Regions from separate parts of the Homo sapiens genome. Here region 2 is linked to region 1. Evidence: chromatin loops called from intact Hi-C (ENCODE). Cell type or tissue: stomach. All regions are shown on one strand. Links, peaks and the distances in the headings refer to the core of each region. The heading gives the core; the rest is flanking DNA. Region 1 overlaps LOC124900719 (a long non-coding RNA gene). Region 2 has its middle 30 kb from the start of SOWAHB.

Evidence for each region. Hi-C counts contacts between places; a loop is a spot of excess contacts. Peaks named below come from ENCODE experiments on the same cell type or tissue, not always from the same donor. Only the 100,000 strongest peaks of a DNase experiment are listed, where the experiment ranks them.
Region 2: a loop joins it to region 1, with 1.9 times the contacts of the local background. A loop is called at or near these places in 1 of 110 quality-filtered maps.

What each region holds. Positions count from the first base shown.
Region 1 is chr4:76,807,280-76,815,619 of GRCh38, forward strand. It overlaps LOC124900719 (a long non-coding RNA gene), which reads right to left. Exons shown (of 2, transcript XR_007058150.1): 2 at 4,649-4,950. Among named protein-coding and RNA genes, the nearest start is that of SHROOM3-AS1, 9.0 kb to the left of the region's middle. In stomach, for the core only: no CTCF peak of the experiment used is centred there; DNase peaks (open chromatin) are centred at 4,512 and 5,032; H3K27ac peaks cover 2,588 bases.
Region 2 is chr4:76,863,954-76,872,293 of GRCh38, forward strand. No RefSeq gene overlaps it. Among named protein-coding and RNA genes, the nearest start is that of SOWAHB, 30 kb to the right of the region's middle. In stomach, for the core only: no CTCF peak of the experiment used is centred there; a DNase peak (open chromatin) is centred at 4,448; H3K27ac peaks cover 1,239 bases.

The sequences.
Region 1 (8,340 bases), core at 206-8,205:
ATCACTTCCCACTAGGTCCCTCCCTTGACACGTGGGGATTACAATTCAAGATGAGATTTGGGTGGGGACATAGAGCCAAACCATATCAGATACCATGCTAAGAAGTTGAAGCTTTACCTTTTAGGCCAGTAAGTCTGGGGTGGGGCCCAGGAATCTGCATTTATCAAGTTCTTTAGGTGATTTTTATGCAGGTGGTCTGGAGATCTCGCTGTAATAAATACTGTTTAGAGGGGCTCTGTTATAGATAAATGAAATTTATAGAAAGTGACAGAAGACACATTTTTATAAAATGGTAGGCATGGTATTAAGTGTGAAGCACCAAAAAGACATAAAACTTGAACCCAGTCCTCAACACATAATTAAAGTAGGCTGATAAGATTTACTACAGCCACTAGGTATGGTTGTGCAGGCTGTGCACTGCACCACAATGCCATCTGAGAAGGTACTGTTCACATTTTAGGCATCATAGATTTGTGTATTTGTTACAGTTTTTGGCAGATAAGTCCAATGTCTTATTCTAATAAAAAGAGGATACTACAGCAATTTTTCAACAGATGGAAATAAAGTGTCTTGAGGAAGGTAGTGGTATATTGTTATATTAATGGCTCCAGTGAATCACATTTCCTGGTATCGACACCCTTCTTTGGTCCTCTGCTATATTAACTCTGAGCCATTGGGAAATCAGCAAATGTGACACGGCAGACTTTGCAGAATTCCCAATGATCAAAGCCAAGTTCTCCGTGATTTTTCTGGACTTTCCCTTATCATCAAAGGATGGCTGCTGCTGATCCAAACAGCTATAGGCATCACATCTGCATTCAAAGTAGGTAGAAAAGGAGCAGTGTAGGCAATGCCAACCAGAGTGTCTTTTCTCTCTTCTCTTCTCTTTTTTCTTTTGACAGAGTTTTACTCTGTTACCCAGGCTGAAGTGCAACGAAGCAATCATAGCTCATTGCAATTTCAAACTCCTGGGCTCAAGTGATCCTCCTGTCTCAGCTTCCCAAGTAGCCAGAAGTATGAGGTGTGTACCACGCACCTGGCTAATTTTTTTTGTATTTATAAAGACGGGGGACTCACTATGTTGCACAAGCTGGTCTCAAACTCCTGGCCTTAAGTGATCCTCCTCCTTCTGCCTCCCAAAGCACTGGGATTACCGGTGTGAGCTACCATGCCCAGCCCCAGAGCTGCTTTTATTAGAAAAGCAAATTTTTTTCCAGCAACATTCCAGCAGACTTTCATTTATATCTCATTGATCTTCATCATTTGGCCATTGTTAGCTGCAAGGGAGTCTGGAAAATGGAATATTAACTTTTCCAAGCCTCTGTAGTAAAACATGACAAGGAAATGGGAGTTTAGGAAAGGATATTGGGTTGACTAAACAGCAGTGCCTGCTGTGGAACTTTTAATCATGCATCCCATACATAGCCACGCTCCTATTAATACCACTGTGTTAGGCCATTCTTGCATTGCTAGAAAGGAATACCTGAGGCTGGGTAATTTATAAAGAAAAGAGGTGTAATTGGCTCAATTTCTGCAGGCTGTACGAGCATGGCACCAGCATCTGCTCAGCTTCGGGGGAGGCCTCAGGGAGCATTTACTCATGGGAGAAGGTGAAGCAGGAATGGGTGTGTCACATGGTGAGAGTGGGAGTGTGATGGGGGGAGGTGCCACACTTTTACATAACCAGATCTCCTGAGAACTCACTATTGCAAGGACAAGCCATGCAGGATCTACCTTCATGACCCAAACACCTCCCATCAGGCCCCACATCTAACACTGGGGATTGCATTTCAACATGAGATTTGGGGGGACAAATATCCAAACTATGTCAATCACAAATGTATACAACATGGAGACTGGAAGCTGCTAGCCAATTTCCAAGCTTTATCTTACAATTCAAAGGGAAGAAATTATCTCCAAGCCATTGATTTATTCAACAAATATTTACTGAGGATAATTCTACAAGTTAGACATTGAGCTAGGCTTTGAAATACCATCCCTGAGATTCAGGAATGGACCTACTGTTCTGCAGGACGAAGAATTCAGCCTCCCTGTAGGCCTGGAGAGAAGGGATAAATATTGCCAACAGCCTCTCATTTCACTGTAACTTCCGTTTTCACATCTGTTTCATTTATCTTTTCTTTTTTTTTTTTTTTCTTTTTTTGAGTCAGTCTTGCTCTGTCATCCAGGCTGGAGTGCAGTGGTATGATCTCGACTCACTGCAACTTCCGCCTCCTGGGTTCAAGCTATTCTCATGCCTCAGCCTCCTGAGTAGCTGGGATTATAGGTGTGCGCCACCATGCCCGGCTATTTTTCGTATTTTTAGTAGAGACAGGGTTTCGCCATGTTGGCCAGGGTGGGTCTCGAACTCCTGACCTCAAGTGATCCACCCACCTCCGCTTCCCAAAGTGCTGGGATTACAGGTGTGAGCCAGGGTGCCTGGCCTTCATCTATTTCCTCTTTTAACTTCCATTTCCATTCCCATTTTCCTTGTATCAGTTAGCTTTTGATGCAATAACTAACCATCCTGAAACTTTGTAGCTTAAAACAACAGTCACGTATTGTTACTCACAAGTCTGCAGGTCAAGTGGCTGGTTCTTCTGATCTGGGCCAGGCCTGGCTGATCCCAGCTGGGTTTGCTCATGTGTTTGCAATTCATCAGTGGGTCAGCTGAGGGCACTTAGCCTAGGATGGCCTCACTCACATGTCTGGTGGTTGGTGCTGGCTGTCAGCTAGGGCAGTGGGGTAACAGGGCCACGTGTCACTCGTTCTCCAGCAGGCTTGCTGAGGCTTATAAATAAGGTGGTTGTTACGGGATTCTCAAGAGTAGGAAGAGTAGGCAAGCCCTAATGTGCTAGGACTTTTCAAGTTTCTGCTTGTGTCATATTTGCTACCTGTTCCATTGATCAAAGTAAGTCACAAGCTCGGCCCAGATTCCAGAGATCGAGAAATAAAGTCCATCTCATGATAGGTGGAGCTGCAATCACACTGCAAGGGCAAGAGAGCAGGGAAGGGAAGAATTTGTGCTCATTTTGTTAACTCCCACACTTCTTTTCTTCCACTACATAGGACACCAAAAATTCGTTAAGCTGGTTAATGATCTTTGAGGCCAGGTGCAATTCACTTCTATCAAACATTGGTTATAGTGCCTCTGCACTATTAGGGGAAAAAAATAATAAAAGGCCTGGCGTGGTGGCTCACGCCTTTAATCCCAGCACTTTGGGAGGCTAAGGTGGACAGATTGCTTGAGCTCAGGAGTTCAAGACCAGCCTGGGCAACATGGCAAAACCCCGACTCTACAAAAAATACAAAAATTATCCAGCTGTGGTGGCATGTACCTATAGTCCCAGCTACTTGGGAGGCTGAGGTGGGAGGATTGCTTGAGCTCAGGAGGTGAAGGTTGCAGTGAGCTGAGATCATGCTACTGAACTCCACAACAGAATGAGACCTTGTCTCAAAACAAAAAACAAAAAACAAAGCCTGAATTATCCACCACCAACTCCTAAGCCACTGGCTGTCAACATTTATGAACTAAGACCCATTAGCAAGAAATTTATTTTACAGTATCCAGAATATACATGTACACATTTTTTTTTTAGAAAAATAAGTTATGGGCCAGTTGCAGTGGCTTACGTCTGTAATCCCTGTAATCCCAGCACTTTGGGAGGCTGAGGCGGGCAGGTCCCTTGAGGTCAGGAGTTTGAGACCAGCCTGACATGGTGAAACCCCATCTCTACTAAAAATACAAAAATTAGCTGGGCATGGTGGTGCATGCTTGTAATGCCAGCTACTTGAGAGGCTGAGGCAGGAGAATGGCTTGAACCTGGGAGAGAGAGGTTGCAGTGATCCAAGATGGTGCCACCGCACTCCAGCCTGGTGACAGAGCGGTACTCCATCTCGAAAAAAAAAGAAAAGTAAGTTGTGACCCACTAAATTAATTCACCACCCACTAATGGGTTATGATCTGTAGTTTGAAAAGCATTTTCGTAAGCTAAGGCCAGGAACACCACTTTTCTAGGAAAAGAGAACAGCAGGTTCCCTTTGAGGGGTTCAATAAAGAGCCTGAGTTTGGAGCTTGCAGGATCAAAAGAAGACCAGCATGTGGGGAGTCTACTGAATGGGAGATGAGGCGGGAAATATAGACAAGGGTCTGCCAGGAAGGTCTGCAGGTTGTGGCGGGGCATTCGGGACTCACTCTTCAAAAAAAATAAAAATAAAAAATAAAGGGTCTTGCTATGTTGCCCAGGCTGGTCTTAAACTCCTAGGCTCAAGGGAGGGATTCTCCTCCTTCAGCATCCTGAGTAGCTCGGATCAGGAGCATGCTGCTCTGCCTGGCTTCCATTATTCTAATGGAAGTTCCCAGTGGTTTTACGCAGAGAAGTGACATGATATAATCTATTTTCCAAAATAGTTTCTCCTGACCTCATGCACAGCCCTAAAATGATTGCAGAATGACTTAATTTTCTCTAAATTTAAAACAAGCCCGGAATGGTTTTAAGACCCTCCGTAGAGAATTCTTTCACTCTCCCCCACATTCATTCAATGAAACTCATTTCCTGGTTCCCTTCCCTCCACGAGGGCGCCTACCCTCTGCTGAGCAATCTGGAGACCAGAATCCTGCAGAAATAAGAGTGCTGAAGTTTTAAAATTCCTCTTTCTATCAAGTCCAGTACTTTTATTATCCTTCTGTCACTAAGAATCCACATATCTGCTGGCCACACTGCCCTCCTGGCTGGAGTCATGCATACCCATGGACTTTTTTTTTTTCTGATTTGCAACATTGACACTTGGAAGGACATCTGTAAGTTTTGGCAGCTGGCTCCTCACAGCTTGGAAGCAGGTCTCCTCTCCCAGTGGGGGTCTCCATCTCTGCTGGGACATCTGCAGTGCCTGCTGTTGGGAGCTGCCACACATGGTCTGAGTCGGGGGTCACACAGACTGAAAAGGAAGCTGAGAGAGGGATTGCTTAGCAGGAGACAAGCAGATTTCCCAGGGCCTGGGCCTCCTTGGCTGGTCCCCAGGAGACGAGTTCCAGCTGCTTTTCTTTTTTGCTTCTTCTTCCTCCCCCCACCCCCCTTTCCGGTTTGGGCCCCTTTTCCCTCCCGCCTTCGGCCGACCCGCAGTCCAGACAATATTTCGGGTGGAAAACATCACTGTCAAAAAAGAAGAATCCAGAGGATGAGAAGCTGAAAAGCTGAGGGGGAGCTCCCCTCTTCTGGAAGCCTGTTCCATGGATCTGTCACCTCTTGTCTGGGAAAGATGATGGGGTGCAGCAAACACACTCAGATGTGTGTTCCTGCAACCTGTTAGCCCCTCACTTCCCTGTGCCCCCTCTCCACTTCCCCTTCCCACGCTAATGACTTGCCCCAAGTCTGTGGTGAGCATCCCAACAGATTTATTTTCTTTGCAGTTTCCAAAATAGATGCTTTCAAAGCTTAGAGTTAAAGATACTGGTAGGAAAAGGGATATTGAAGGGAGAGGAGGAAGAGGAAAGAAAGAAGTGGCATTGGAAAGTAGAGCAGGCCAGGCACAGTGGCTCATAGCTGCAATCCCTGCACTTTGAGAGGCCAAGGTGGGTGGATCACTTGAGACCAGGAGTTTGCAACCAGCCTGGGCAACATCATGAGGCCCTGTCTCTACAAAAAAAAATGTTTTTTTAATTAGTTGGGCATAGTGGCAGGCCTGTAGACCCAGCTACTCATGAGGCTGCTGTGGGAGGATCACTTGAACCCACGAGGTTGAGGCTCCAGTGAGCCGTGAGCCATGATTGTGCCACTGCACTTCAGCCTAGGTGACAGAGCTAGACCCTGTCCCAAAAAAACAAAACAAAAAACAACAACAACAAAGACAAGAAAAGTGGAGAAGCTAGTAAGTCAATAAATTGTAATGGTTAAAGACAGGAGCTCCAGATTCACTCAAACCTGGTTTATAATCCTATAACTGCGGCTTATTGACTTGTGAATTAAGGTTGTCTGTTTTAACTTCTCTGAGGCTCTGTTTGCTCATCTGTAAAATGGGCATAATTGTATCTGCTTATCTAAGTTAAAAACTAAGTGAGACTCTTCTTTTCTCTTTTCTTTCTTTTCTTTTTGTTTTTCTTTTTCGAGAAAGAGTCTCCCTCTGTTGCCCAGGCTGGAGTGCAGTAGTGTGATCTCGGCTCAGTGCAACCTCCGCTTCTGGGTTCAAGCTATTCTCCTGCATCAGCCTCCTGAGTAGCTGGGACTACAGGCATGCACCACTACACTTGGCTAATTTTTGTATTTTTAGTAGACAGGGGGTTTCACCATGTTGGCCAGGCTGGACTCGAACTCCTGGCCTCAAGTGATCCACCCCTGTTGGCCTCCCAAAGTGCATTAAACGACACTCTTAATGCAATTATTATCTACTCGAGTAAGTGCTTGATAAACGGTAGCTCTTTATAATGAATATTATTCATGTAAAGGGAACATTGGAATAGCTGTCGGATACTTTCAAAGAAACAAAACCAGGAAACTAGCTATTGAGGAGCTTTGGAAACACAAGCTTTCAGCTGGATGCTGTATGTCTTTTTTTTTTTTTTTTTTTTAACAGACTGAGTCTTACTATGTTGCCCAGGCTCGTCTCAAACTCCTCCTGGCCTAAAATAATCCTCCAAAGTGATGGGATTACAGCATGAGCCAGCCTATTTATGTCTCTTAGGTAATTTTTTTAAATGTTTATGGGTACATAGGTATATATATTTATGGGATACATGAGATATTTTGATCTAGGCATACACTGTATAACAATCACATCAGGGTAAATGGGGTAACCATCACCCCAAGCATATATCATTGCTTTGTGTTACAAACATTCCAATTATACTCTTATAGTTATTTTTAAGTATGCAATAAATTATGGTTTACGGTAATTACCCCATTTTGCTATCAAATACTAGATTTTATTCATGCTTTCAAACTGCATTTGTGTACCCATTAACCATCCCCTCTTCCCCGCTTACATCTGACCACTCATCCCAGCCTCTGGTAACTAACCTTCTACTCTCTATTGCCTTGAGTTCAGTTGTTTTAATTTTTAGCTCCCACAAACAAGTAAGAACATACGAAGTTTGTCTTTCCTGTGCCTGGTTTATTTTACTTAATATAATGACCATCCATGTTGCTACAAATGATAGGACCTTGTTTTTTAATGGCTAAATAGTACTCTAATGTGTATATGTACCACATTTCTTTATCCATTTGTCCATTGATGGACACTTAGGTTGCTTCCACATCTTGACCACTGTGAGTGGTGCTGGCGGTAAGCATGGGAGTGCAGATGTCCCTTTGATATCCTGATTTCCTTTATTTTGGATATATACCTAGCAGTGGAATTGCTGGATCATAGTGTAGTTCTATTTTAGTTTTTTAAGGAACCTTTGACTTGTTCTCCACAGCAATTATACTAATTTACATTGCCACCAACAGTGCATGAGGGTTCCTTTTTCTCCACATCCTCGCCAGCATCTGTTATTGCCCGTCTTTTGGATATAAGCCATTCTAACTAGGGTGAGATGATATCTCATTGTAGTTTTGATTTCCATTTCTTTGATGACTGATGATGTTGAGCAACTTTTCATATACCTGTTTGTCATTTGTATGTCTTCTTTTGAGAAATATCTATTCACATCTTTTGTCCATTTTAAAAATTAGATTATTAGTTTTTTTTCCTATAGAGCTGTTTGAGTTTCATATATAGTCTGGTTAATAAGTCCTTGTCAGAGGGATAGTTTGCAAATATTTTCTCCTATTGTGTGGATTGTCTCTTCACTTTGTTTATTATTTCCTTTGCTGTGCAGAAGCTTTTTAACTCGATATATTCCCATTTGTCCATTTTTGCCTTGGTGGCCTGTGCTTTTTATTACTCAAGATATCTTCGCTCAGACCAATTTCCTGGAGAGTTTCCCCAATGTTTTCTTTTAGTAGTTTCATAGATTCAGGTATTAGATTTAAGTCTTTAATCCATTTTTATTTGATTTTTGTATATGGTGAGAGATAGGGGTCTAGTTTCATTCTTCTGCATATGAATATCCACTTTCCCCAGCACCATTTATTGAAGAGACTATTTTCTCCCCAGTGTATGTTCTTGGCACCATTGTCAAAATTGAGTTCACCATAGATGTATGGATTTATTTCTAGGTTATCTGTTCCGTTCCACTGGTATATGTGTCTGTTTTTACGCCAATACCATGCTGTTTTGGTTACAATAGCTCTGTAGTATAATTTGAAGTCAGGTAATGAAATTCTTCCACTTTCATTCTTTTTGCTCAGGATGGTTTGGCTCTTTTGGGTATTCTGTGGTTTCATAGAAATTTTAAGATTA
Region 2 (8,340 bases), core at 190-8,189, 57 kb after region 1:
ATGTATGTCTCCTGAACACTATATATATGTTCTTGCAATTACTTTAAAATATGTTATACTATACTTATATAAGATAGTACCATTGGAGAAGACTGAAGGAGACTGAGTGTGCCTCAAGTGAACATTTTATGCAAGGTGTTGTTGAAAGGCGTGGTTGAGTACCTAAAAAAAATGGAGAACTGGGAACCGCATTACTTGTTATAGAACAAGTTGTATAAACTATATTCAAAAAAATGAATTTTTCTTTTTAAAAATATGTTGCAAATTTGATCTAAGACTGACTTTTATTAAAACCAGTTATCCACGTATGGTGATTGAGTTGGGAAGAAAGCAAGTAGGTAACTGTTTCCCTACTTAACCTTCTTGAGCAGTTACTGTTATCTTCCAAAAAGAACCTAAGTTCTGTGCATGACCAGGTCAGTCAGCAATTGTCCTGAACCGATCGACAATCCCTGAATAAAATAACCTCCCTGTCACTGTCCCCTTCCTTTGTAATCAGAAGATCACTGGAAAACACACATCCTCAAGGTAGGTCAAGACTGACAGAATCAAAAAGTAAATTAATTAATTAATTAATTTTTAAAAGACTGACTGAATCTTCTCCATTGGCTTCCCTTTGCTCTCAGGATAAAATCAAACTCCCTAATGTAGTTTTTATGGACCTTTGAGAACTGGCCCTGTTACCTTTTCAGTTCATAACTGACCACTCCCCTTTCATTTTTTGTTTCAGGCTTTCCTGTAATTCAGAGCTTCTTTCAGTTTCTCAAAAGGGCTGAGCTCTTTCTAGCCTTCAGGTTTTTTCTTTTTTTGCAATTAAAAAAATTAGATACAATTCACCATTTCAACCATTTTAAATGTATAACTTATAATGTTGTGCAACCACCATCCCTATCTAATTCCAGAACATTTCTATCACCTTAAAAAGAAACCCTATACCAGCAGGGCACAGCAGCTTGCAGCTATAATCGCGGCTCTTTGGAAGGCTGACGTGGGGGGATGACTTGACTTCAGGAGTTTGAGACCAGCCTGGGCAACATAGGTACACCCTATCTCTACAAAAAAGAAAAAAATAGCCAAGTGTAGTGGTGTGTGTTTGTAGTCCCAGCTACTCGTGAGGCTGAGGAGGGAGGATCACTTGAGCCCAGGAGGTCGAGGCTACAGTGAGCTGTGACTGTGCCACTGCACTCCAGCCTGGGTAACAGAGCTAGACTCTGTCTCAGAACAAACAAAAACCAGACAAACAAAAAAGAAAGAAAGAAAAAAGAAAAATAAAGAAACCCTATACCCATTGGCAGTCACTCCCAATTCCTCCCTTTACCTATTCCCCTAGGCAACCACTAATCTACTCCATCTCTCTGGATTTACTTGTTCTGGACATTTCATATAAATGGAATCATACAGCATGTGGCCTTTTGTGTCTAACTTTGACTTAGCATAAGGTTTTCAAGGTTCATCCATGTTGTGGTATGTATCAGCACTGCATTCCTTTTTATGGCTGAATAATTTTCCACTGTATGGATATACTACATTTTGTTTATCTACTCATCAGTTGGTGGACATTTGGGTTACTTCCACTTTTTTGGATATCATTAATAATGCTGACATGAACATCCGTGCACACATTTTTGCATGAACACGTTTTCAATTATTTGGCTATATATCTAACGGTAGAGTTGCTGGGTCCTATGGTAACTCTCTATTTAGCTTTTGGAGAAGCTGCCCAACTGTTTCCCCTCTAGGATGTTTTTATCGGCCCCTAAACTATTTTGAATGTGCCATTCCTTAGTCTGGAGCATTCATCCCCTGAGATCCCAGTTTAGACATCACTTCCTCTAAAAAGCCTTCCCTGACCACTTACCTCTAAATTAGATATGCTTAAAATCTGAGGTAGAGAATACCATCCCAGCATTTACCATATTATCTTGTCTTCCTTGGTTTTCTCTCCCTAGTCTGTGAGCTCTGTTGAGAGGTAATGTGGGTATCATTCTCTAGCACAGATCCTGATATCTGGGAGGCATGCAGTGAGGAATGTTAGATTGAAGAATCACCGCATTATTCTACTCAAAGCAACAAAAGTCTTTGCTGCATGATTCTTCCACTAATGAAAGTCTACATAAATGAATTGAGTTATTGAAGAATAACATTGGAGAATACATACACGTGTATACATAAGTATATTACTAATATTCATGACTAAGTATTTTATTGACTGATTTTTTAAGTGTTTAATAATAAAATTTAGGGACCATCTATTACGCCAAGATTGAAATTATATTCATATGTACAAATGTTTCAAGAAACAATTGCTGGGAGGATCCAAGATGGCCAATCAGAAGCAGCTGCTTTCTGCGGCACTCACAGAGAGGAACGAAAGCAGTGAGTGAATTCAACACCTTCAAATGAAATATCCATACTCTTGCATTGGGACTGACTAGGCAAACAACTCGACCTGCAGAGAACGAAGAAAAGCAGGAGAGTGGGCGATGGCCCACCTGGAAGCAGGACAGAGCCAAAGGAACCCCACCCCTAGCCAAAGGAAGCAGTAAGTGATTATGCGACCCTGCCCGGGAAACCACACTTCTCCCACAGATCTTTGCAACCTGTAGGTCAGGAGATCCCCTCATGAGCCCATGCTGTGTATTGGTCTTGGGTTCAATACACAGAGCTCAGAGTCTCTGGAGCCTCCGCAGAGCAGCCACTTAGGCATACACACAGACACGGGAGTTTTACATACTCTGGCCCCAGGATCGCTGGCAAGGTGGGAAATCCATCCGTACATATCCCTAGGAAGGGGGCTGATCCAGGAAGCCAAGCAGCATCATTCTGCAGGCCTCACTTCCATGACATCTCACAAGTTAAGACTCACTGGCTTGGAATTCTAGCCAGCCAATAGCAACAGGCTGAAATCTGCCTGAGACAGATTCGGGTTCCCGGAGGAAGGGGCAGCCGCCATCTCTGTGGTTCGGTAGACTCAGCCATTCCAGCCTTCCAGTTTTGGAGACCACAGACAATCCAGATGAGGAAGGGTCCCCGCCAGTGCAGCACACCTGCTCTACCAAAAAGCATCCAGACTACGTTTTTAAGTGGGTCCCTGAACCCGTTCCTCCTGACTGGGCGAGACTTCCCAACAGGGGTCTCCAGCCACCTCCTACAGGTGTATTCAGGCTGGCAACAGGTCAGTAACCCCCAGGATGGAGCTTCCTGAGGAAAAAGCTGGCTGTCATTTTTGATGTTTTCCAGCCTTCACTGGTGATACCTCCAGGTATGGGAAAACCCAAAGCAACTAGTGTCTGGAGTGGACCCCCAGCAAACCACAGCAGCCCTTTGGTAGAGTGGTCTATTAAAAGAAAAACAGAAGACAACAACAACAACAGCAACAAAAATACCCCATAAAAATCCCACTCAGGTCAGCAACCTCAAAGACCATAGGTAGAAAAGCCCACAAAGATGAGAAAGAATCAACATAAGCCCGGGAGTTAGAAGCTGCAATGAGCTATGGTCGTGCCACTGCACTAAAGCCTGGGTGACAGAGCGAGACTGTCTCTAAAAATTATAAAATAAAAGAAGAGGTTTTGGAGAGATCATAGCAGACAGAAGGCAGGACTAGATTGCAGCTCTGGACAGAGCAGTGGGCAGCAGCTTGCATTGTGAATTTTAGCTCCAGATCAACTGCAAGAACAAACCAGCAATACTGAGAGAAACCACAGACCCTCTGACAGAAGTGGACTGCTCCTGCAGAACCCAGGAGACCACCCCCGCACCCCCCGCCAAAACAAAACAAAACAAAAAAACTGTGAGTGCCCTAATTGCGGAAGCGGGAAAGGGAGACCCTCCTCTCCCGAACACACACCTCCACTGGAGAAGGTGAAGGTCTGTTTGCAGAAGTTTCCGACTTTACCTGGAGCTAAGTCAATTTGGAGACCCGAGTGAAATACAGGGGTAGAGGAAGCAGCAGAAAGGCCCTGGGAGCTCGCAGGTTACGGGAGAGAAGCATAGAGTAAAACTACACGGGGAGAAGCAAATCTATAGCTGAACTTTGTAACAATTTGAACGGGGTGAGAAGCCTCCTAGCCTGAACTCGGGGTAGGATGCAAATCTGGTGCGCAGACTCCACAGGCAGGGGAGGAACTAAGCCCTTTTCTTTCGCAGCTGGGAGGTGGATAGCCTGGGGCACGTTTTCAAGCCCATATTGCTCTCCACCTGGAAACGGTCTGGGGGCTCTTGAGGGGTAGGGGGACGCGGTGGGAGTGAGACCAGCCCTTCGGGTTGCATGGGAGGTGGGTGAGGCCTGTGACTGCCGGCTTTCCCCCACTTCCCTGACAACCTGCATGACTCAGCAGAGGCAGCCATAATCCTCCCAGGTACACAACTCCAGTGAGTTGACAATCTCACCCCCATCCCCCACAGCAGCCACAGCAAGACCCACCCAAGGAGAGTCTGAGCTCAGAACATGCCTAGCCCCGCCCCCACCTGATGGTCCTTCCCTATCCACCCTGGTAGGGGAAGACAAAGGGCATATAATCTTAGGAGTTCTAGGGCCCCGCCCACTACCAGTTCCTCACTATAGTACCACAGCTGATGCTCTCTGGAAAGTGCCACCTCCTGGCAGGAGGCCAACCAGCACGAAAAGAGAGCATTAAACCACCAAAGTTAAGAACCCTCACTGAGTCCATTGCCTCCACCACCTCCACTGGAACAGGCACTGGTATCTATGGCTGTGAGACCCATAGACAGTTCACATCACAGGACTCTGTGCAGACAACCCCCAGTACCAGCCTGGAGCCGCGTAGACTCGCTGGGTGGCTAGACCTAGAAGAGAGACAACAGTCACTGCAGTTTGGCTCACAGGAAGTCACATCCATAGGAAAAGGGAGACAGTACTGCATCAAGGAAACACCCCATGGGACAAAAGAATCTGAACAACAACCTTCAGCCCTAGACCTTCCCTCTGACAGAGCCTACCCAAATGAGAAGGAACCAGGAAACCAACCCTGGTAATATGACAAAACAAGGCTCTTCAGCGCCCTCCCCCGACGCCCACAAATCACACTAGTTCACCAGCAATGAATCCAAACCAAGAAGAAATCCCTGATTTACCTGAAAAATAATTCAGGAGGTTACCAGCCTGGCCAACATGGCGAAACCCTGTCTCTACTAAAAATACAAAAATTAGCCCAATGTAGTGGTGCACACCTGTAATCTCAGCTACTCAGGAGGCTGATGCAGGAGAATTGCTTGAACCTGGGAGGCAGAGGTTGCCATGAGCTAAGATCGCCCCACTGCTCTCCAGCCTGGGTGACAGAGCGAGACTCCTTCTCAAAAAAAAAAAAAAAGAAAGAAAGAAAAAGAAAAGAAAACAAACAAAAAAACCCAGCACTCTGGGAGGCCGAGGCGGGTGGATCACAAGGTCAGGAGATCAAGACCATCCTGGCTAACACAGTGAAACCCCATCTTTACTGAAAAATACAAAAAATTAGCTGGGCATAGTGGCAGGCGGCTGTACTACTCGGGAGGCTGAGACACAAGAATGGTGTGAACCTGAGAGGCAGAGCTTGCAGTGAGCTGAGATCATGCCACTGCACTCCAGCCTGGGTGACAAAGCGAGACTCCGTCTCAAAGAAAAAAAAAGGAATTCAGGAGGTTAGTTATTAAGCTAATCAGGGAGGAACCAAAGAAAGGCAAAGCTCAGTGCAAGGAAATCCAAAACATGATACAAGAAGTGAGGGGAGAAATAGTCAAGGATTATCAAGAAATATTCAATAGCTTAAAGAAAAATCAACAAAAAAAATTCAGGAAACTTTGGACACACTTTTAGGAATGCAAAATACTCTGGAAAGTCTCAGCAATATAATTGAATAAGTAGAAGAAACAAATTCAGAGCTTGAAGACACGGTCTTTGAATTAACCCAATCCAACAAAGACAAAGAAAAAAGAATAAGAAAATATGAACAAAGCCTCCAAGAAGTCTGTTCTCGTGCCATTAATAAAGACATACCCAAGACTGGGTAATTATAAAGGAAAGAGGTTTAATTGACTCACAGTTCCACATGGCTGGGGAAGGCCTCACAATCGTGATGGAAGGTGAAGGGGAAGCAAGACATGCTTTCATGGCAGCAGGCTAGAAAGCTTGTGCAGGGGAACTCCCATTTATAAAACCACCAGATCTCGTGAGAGTTATTCACTACTGCAAGAAGAGTATGGGGGAAACCACCCCCATGATTCAATTATCTCCACCTGGATCCGCCCTTGACACGTGGGGAATATTAGAATTAAAGGTGAGATTTGGGTGGGGACACAGCCAAACCATATCAAATTAAACTAAAAAGCTTCTGCACAGCAAAAGAAGCTATTATCAGAGTGAACGGACAACCTATAGAATGAGAGAAAATGTTTGCAATCTATCCATCCAACAGAGGCCTAATATTCAGAATCTACAAAGAACTTCAACAAATTTACAAGAAAAAAACAAACAACCTCATTAAAAAGCAGGCAAAGGACATGAACAGACACCTCTCAAAAGAAGTCATACATTTGGCCAACAAAATATGAAAACAAGTTCAACATCATTGATCATTAGACAAATTGCAAGTCAAAACCACAATGAGATACCATCTCACACAAGTGAGAATGCCTATTATTAAAAAATCAAAAAACAACAGATGCTGGTGAGGTTGTGGAGAAAAAGTAATGCTTTTACACTGTTGGTGTGAGGGTAAATTAGTTCGGCCATTGTAGAAGACAGTGTGGTGATTCCTCAAAGACCTAGAGGCAGAAATACCATTTGACCCAGCAATCCTATTACTGGGTATATACCCAAAGAATACAAATCATTCTATTATAAAGATATATGAATACATATGTTCAATGCAGCACTATTCACAATAGCAAAGACATGGAATCATCCTCAATTCCCATCAACAATAGACCAGATAAAGAAAATGTGGTACATATACACCATGGAATACCATGTAACCATAAAAAAGGAATGAGATCATGTCCTTTGTGGGGACATGGATGGAGCTGGAAGCCATGATCCTTAGCAAACTAATGCAGGAACAAAAAACCAAACACCACATGTTTTCACATAAGTGGAAGCTGAATGATGAGAACACATGGACACATGGGGGGAAATAACACACATTGGGGTGTGGCAGAGGGGTCATGTTGCAGGAGGGAGAGCATCAGGAATAATAGCTAATGGATGCTGAGCTTAATACCTAGGTGACAGGATGATCTGTGCAGCAAATCATCATGGCACACATTTACCTATGTAACAAACCTGCACATCCTGCACATGTACCTTTGAACTTAAAAGTGGAAGAATAAAAAAAAGAAACAACTGCTATTCTTTGACCAAGTAATTCCACTTCTGAAAATCATAAGGAAATAACCATAAATGCAGAAAATGTTTTAATGCATGAAGATACTGACAGAATATTTACAAATAATAAAAAATTAGAAAGAATCTTCATCAACAGAAAATAGAGGAATGGCTAGCTAAACTCTACAGACATAAAAGATAATGTTTAAGAGTAAGTTAGAATAATGCAATAGAGGCTGGGTGCAGTGGCTCACGCCTGTAATCCTAGCACTTTTGGAGGCCCAGGCGTGTGGATCACAAGGTCAGGAGTTCGAGACCAGCCTGACCAACATGGTGAAACCCCATCTCTACTAAAAATACAAAAATTAGCCAGGCATGGTGGCACACGCCTGTAATCCCAGCTACTCAGGAGGCTGAGGCAGGAGAATCGCTTGAACCTGGGAGGCAGAGGTTGCAGTGAGCCAAGATCACGCCACTGCACTCCAGCCTGGGTGATAGAGTGAGATTCCATCTCAAAAAAAAAAAAAGAATAATGCAATAGAGACCGTAATATACTGTGACTGTGCAATGATTTAAAAAGGAGGGGGTAACCCTGAATCTATGGGGGAAATTCCATGGTAAGAAATACAGTCATGCATTGTTTAATGACCAGAATGTGTTTGGAGAAATTCACCATTAGGCTATTTCCTCATTGTGCAAACATAATAGAGTGTACTTACACAAAACTAGATGATATAGCCTACCACACACCTAGGCTATATGGTATAGCCTACTGCTCCTAAGCTACAACCTGTATGGCATGTGAACTGCACTGTATACTGTAGACATTGTAACACAATGATAACTATTTATATATCTAAACAAGAAAAATGTACAGTAAAAATACGGTATGAAAACCCTGTAGGATCACCATTGTATATGTGGTCCATCATTGACTGAAATGTTACGTGGCACCTAACTGTATGTCAAAATGCTAACCATGTTATGGTATGTAGCAGGACAACACGTAATTTCCCCCC